2 separate regions of the Homo sapiens genome follow, and region 2 is linked to region 1. Evidence: read pairs that join two places in POLR2A ChIA-PET (ENCODE). Cell type or tissue: GM12878. All regions are shown on one strand. Links, peaks and the distances in the headings refer to the core of each region. The heading gives the core; the rest is flanking DNA.

The links. ChIA-PET counts read pairs that join two places held together with the same protein. Peaks named below come from ENCODE experiments on the same cell type or tissue, not always from the same donor. Only the 100,000 strongest peaks of a DNase experiment are listed, where the experiment ranks them.
Region 2: POLR2A ChIA-PET joins it to region 1 with 8 read pairs; 5 of 35 experiments call an interaction of 5 or more read pairs at or near these places.

Annotation. Positions count from the first base shown.
Region 1 is chr11:86,059,732-86,062,535 of GRCh38, forward strand. The region is part of intron 1 of PICALM (phosphatidylinositol binding clathrin assembly protein); the gene reads right to left. LOC124902730 (a long non-coding RNA gene) reads right to left here. Exons shown (of 2, transcript XR_007062822.1): 1 at 1-2,804. Among named protein-coding and RNA genes, the nearest start is that of PICALM, 8.0 kb to the right of the region's middle. In GM12878, for the core only: no CTCF peak of the experiment used is centred there; no DNase peak of the experiment used is centred there; H3K4me3 peaks cover 1,710 bases; H3K27ac peaks cover 550 bases.
Region 2 is chr11:85,991,894-85,994,697 of GRCh38, forward strand. All of the region lies in intron 12 of PICALM (phosphatidylinositol binding clathrin assembly protein), which reads right to left. Among named protein-coding and RNA genes, the nearest start is that of PICALM, 76 kb to the right of the region's middle. In GM12878, for the core only: no CTCF peak of the experiment used is centred there; no DNase peak of the experiment used is centred there.

The DNA of each region.
Region 1 (2,804 bases), core at 182-2,681:
AGCTTGGGTGACAGAGCCAGACCCTGTCTTTAGTCCAAGGAATCATATGTGCAAAGGCTAACGGTTTGGTAGTCAAGAACTTTTGGCACAATTGATACCTAACCTGCCTAACTTTCACAAAAAAGGATAGTTTTGACATAAAAAAAAAAAAGAGAGAGGACAAATAATCAAGAGTTCCAATTAATAACTAATTTTTAAGGCCTTTGGGAAAAAAATTTAAATATTATTGTTAAGACTTTTTTGCCCCAGCAGTTTCCTTTCCAAGTCATACTGAACACTCCTTCCAATCTATTTATGGACATAAAGTGGACATAGGGATTATGATACCACATCTCTTGCTTGAAATCTTCCAAAAGTTGAGGCACTGTTACCTACAAAATCAAATCCAAAATTACTTTGAGAATTCAAAGGATCCCTTAGATCTAGTTCCTCTTTGAGTACTCTTTTGTCCCTTCTAATACACACTCATCCCTAAAGGTGCATTTTTTTAGTCTCAGAACCTTCACACTTTTAAAATTGAGGAGCCAAGAGCTTTCATGTGGGGGTTCTCTACCAATATTTACTGTTAGAAACTGAAACTGATAAATTTATCAACATTAATTCATTTGAAAAATAACAGTATTTTCAAAAAACCCCACAATTTAGAAGAGTGGCACTGTTTCACATTTTGGCAAAACTCTATTTTGTGGTTTAATAGGAAATAGTTGAATTATCATTATCTGCTACTACATTCAACCTATGGCAATATCACACACACATCACACAGCCTCTAGAAAACTCCACTGTACAGTGGTTCTTGAAAGAATAAAAATAGAAAAGGCAAATAATGTCTTAGTATATGAAAACAGTTTTGAACTCACAAACTTGCTGAAATGGTCTTGAGGACCCCCAAAAGTCCCCAGACCACACCTTAAGAACCACTGCCAGCAAAGGAGAAAGGCAATACAATGCAGCAAAGATAATCTTTTCAACAAATAGTACTGCACAACTAGATATCCACAGGCAAAAAAAAAAAAAATGAATCAGGAGACAGACATTACACTCACAAAAATTAACTCAAAATGGATCACAGACCTAAATGTAAAATGCAAAATTATAAAGCTCCCAAATGGTGACATAGAAGACAATCTAGATGACCTTGAGTTTGTTGATGACTTTTTAAATACAATGATGAAGGCATGACCCATGAAAGAAAGAACTGCTAAACTGGACTTCATTAAGATTAAAATTTTCTGCTCTGTGAAAGGCATTGTCAAGAGAATGAAAAAGACAAGGCACAGACTGGGAGAAAATATTTGCAAAAGATACATTTGATAGCCGGGCTCAGTGGCTCATGCCTGTAATCCCAACACTTTGGGAGGCTGAAGCAGGCGGATCACCTGAGATGAGGAGTTCAAGACCAGCCTGGCTAATATGGTCAAACGCCATCTCTACTAAAAATACAAAAATTAGCCAGGCATGATGGTAGACACCTGTAATCCCAGCTACTTGCGAGGCTGAGGCAGAAGAATCACTTGAACCCCTGGGAGACAGAGCTTACAGTGAGATGAGATGGCCCCATTGCACTCCAGCCCGGGAGACAGAGCAAGACTCCATCTCAAAAAAAAAAAAAAAAAAAAAAAAAGAAAAGAAAAGACACATTTGATAAAGGACTGTTATTCAAAATAAACAACTCTCAAACCTCAACAATAAGAAAACAAAGAACCTGACTTTAAGAACAGGACAATGACCTTAACGGACACCTCACTAAAGAAGATATAAAGATGGCGAGTATGCATATGAAAAAAAGTCACATAATCAGGAAAATGCAAATTAAAACAATACCACTACACACCTATTAGAATGGCCAAAACCCATTAACAGTGACAATATCAAATGCTGGTGAGAATGTGAACAGAAACTCCCATTCATTACTGGTGGGAATATAAAATGGTACCATCACTTTGAAAGACAGTTTAGAGGTTTCTTGCAAAACTAAAGGTATTCTTACCATATGATCCAGCAACTGTGTTCCTTGCTATTTACCCAAACGAACTGAAAACTTATGTCCACACAAAAGACACGCACACAGATGTTTGATGTTTATAGCAGCTTTATTCACGATTGCCAAAACTAGGGAGCAACCAAGATGTCCTTCAGTAAGTAAATGGACAAATAAACCCGGGTATATCCAGATAATAGAATAGTCAAGTGCAAAAGAAAAAAAAAAGCTGTCAAACCGTGAAAAGCCATTGAGGAAATCGTAAACGCATATTAGTACGTGAAAAAAGAAAATCTGAAAAGGCTATAGACTGTATGATTCCAACTATGACATCTTGAAAAGGCAAAACTATGGAGACAGTTAACAAAAAATAGTGGTTGCCAGTGGCTGGGGAAGAGAAGGGATGGCGAGGGGGAGCACAGAGTATTTCAGGGCAGATAAACATTGTACCGCTACAACAGTGGATATGTGCCATACAATTGGCCAAACCCATAGAACATACAAACAGCAAGAGTAAACCTTGGCCGGGCGCAGTGGCTCACGCCTGTAATCCCAACACTTTGGGAGGCCGAGGTGGGTGGATCACCTGAGGTCAGGAGCTCGAGACCAGCCTGGCCAACATGGTGAAGCCCCATCTCTATCAAAAATACAAAAATTTAGCTGGGCGTGGTGGTGGGCACCTGTAATCCCAGGTATTTGGGAGGCTGAGGCAGGAGAATCCCTTGAACCCAGGAGGCAAAGGTTGCAGTTAGCTGAGATCGCACCACTGCACTCCAGCCTGGGCAACAAGAGCGAAACTCCGTCTCAAAAAAAAAAAAACCCT
Region 2 (2,804 bases), core at 167-2,666, 68 kb before region 1:
TTGCCCAGGCAGACTGCAGTGGTACAATCAGAGCTCACTGTAGCCTCAAACTCCTGGGCTCAAGTGATGCTCCCACCTCAGCCTTCCGAGTAGCTGAGACTACAGGCATGTGCCACCATGCCTGGCTAATTTAATTTTTGTAGAGATGCTATGATACCAACGCTAGTCTTGAACACCTGCCTGGACTCAAGCAATCCTCCTGCCTTGGCCTCCCAAAGTGCTGGGATTACAGGCATGAGCCAACAAGGACATTGGTTTTTAGTACTAAAAATATATATATATTTTAGCTAATATATATACTGATGGCCACTCTAGCTTCTTCTTGCATAAGAAAGGAGTTGCATTAAGCTTACAGTTGGCCAGTTAGGCTGAAAGTTCTGGGTGTGTTTTGTTTTTTTTTTTTTTGAGACAGAGTCGAACTCGCTGTGTTGTCTAGGCTGAAGGGCAATGGTGTGATCTCAGCTCATTGCAACTTCCGCTTCCTGGGTTCAAGCAATTCTCCTGCCTCAACCTCCTGAGTAGCTGGGATTACAGGCGCGTGCCACCACGCTCAGCTCATTTTTCTATTTTTAGTAGAGACGGGGGTTTCACCATGTTGGCTAGGCTGGCCTCGAACTCCTAACCTCAGGTGATCCACCCGCCTTGGCCTCCCCAAAGTGCTGGCATTACAGGCATGAGCCACCACACACGGCCGAATGTTCTGTTTTTAAATACATGATATTAACAGCTGCATAGAGTTTTAAAAGTACATTATATTTTGTCAGACAAGTAAAATATCTGTTTTTCACGCAAAAAAAGCCATGAAATACGTAATTTTTTAAAGACACATTATTTCTGTAACAGATCCATTGGTTTATGAGAAAACACATGTTCAGGAAAGGTTACCAGTCATCCGCTGTTCTACTGACAGATAGGTTTTATCTAGCACCTAATTTCAATCACTTCCTATTACGTGAAACACCTTAGAGAAGAATATTCAGAAATATTTGCAAATGCATTCATAATTAGATCAATCAGATAAGGAAAACCAGTTCCTAATCTACTTGACAAAACACTACAGGTAATCTACAAGATGTTAATCTATTAATGGACATTACACTATAATAATAAAAACCAATTCATTAAGGTATAATAATAACGCTCCAGCTATTTCAAGTTAACCTATTAAACTGGCAATTCGAAATCCCTTAAAGTTTTTTTTTTTTTTTTTAAATAAGAGTCTTGCTCTGTTGCCTAGGTTGGAATGCAATGGCATAATCATAGCTTACTGCAGCCTCGACCTTTCTGTGCTCAAGCAATCCCCCCACTTTAGCCTTCTGAGTAGCTGGGACCACAGGTGTATGGCACCATGCCTGGCTATTTTCCGATTTTTTTGTAGAGGCAAGGTCTTGCCATGTTGTCCAGGCTGGTCTCGAACTCCTGGGCTCAAATAATCTGCCTGTCTCAGCTCCCAAACTGCTGGGATTACAAGTGTGAGCCACTGCACCCAGTCTAAAATTTTTAAATATAGTTTTGTCCCTTTTTTTTTCATTATTCATTCAAGTTTAATTTTTTCATTTTTTTGAGACAGAGGTTCGCTCTGTCGCCCAGGCTAGAATGCAGGGGCATGATCTTGGCTCACTGCAACCTCTGCTTCTCAGGTTCAAGCGACTCTCGTGCCTCAGCTTCCCGAGTAGCTGGGATTACAGGTGCACACCACCACACCCAGCTAATTTTTACATTTTTTGTAGAGATGGGGTATCACCATGTTGGCCAGGCTGGTCTCAAATTCCTGACGTCAAATGATCCACCCACCTCAACCTCCCAAAGTGCTGGGATTACAGGCGTGAGCCACCACACACCTGGCGCAAAAGTTTAATTTTATGCTACACTAGAGTCATCTAAAAAAATCCAAAAAAAGTTAAAACAAGGATTAAAATGGCACCACAGTCATATTATCGCCTTTAAGTCCTAAACAACTGATACCTACATTCACACACACTAAACTGATTTTTTTTTTTAAACATGGTAGAGACAAGGTATTGCTATATTGCCCAGGCTGGTCTCAAATTCTTGGGCTAACGCAATCCTCCTGCCTTGGTCTCCTAAAGTATTGCAATTACAGGTATGAGCCACTGCACCTGCCCAGATAATCAAATTTTTTCATCAAGTGTTTTGTGTTTCATGCCAGCTAAAAGTAAAGCAAATTAAACTTCAGAATGGATAATTCTATTACACCTAAACTAAAATCTGAAATCTTGCTTCAAATATTCAACAGTGTACCAAACTGATAATATTGTATATTTTTAGATATAAAAATTCAAAGTTTGCTATCATCCAAAATTTTCAGGGTGATGAAAACCTAGGTCTTCTCAGATATTAGTATTCAATACCGACTGCTTGTTTAGACTCCACAACATTTGTTGAAAAAGTCAAGGCTCATTAATAATACAATGAGGCCAACAAGAGAGCTTGTGTTCTCCCATTTTCATTCTACCAAAAGGTAGAATCTTAAATGTCTTTCATATATACATATAAACTTTTCTTCCCTTTATCTCTATCTTATCACTAATCTATGACTAGGAATGCGCATCATTTCTGTGGTGTTTAAAAGAACTAAATTAAATACTACGTCTGTTATTGGCATTCATTTTTAGCTAATAAAAGCCAATAAAAGAACAGTACAAGATTTGGGGATTATGAAAAAAATCATACCTTTGCTTTGTCATATACTATAACAGCAGCATTATATGTAAAATGTTACATATTTAAGTGTTCAAGTAAATAGTTAACTTCAAAATACCTTAAGCATTTAATGTTATGAT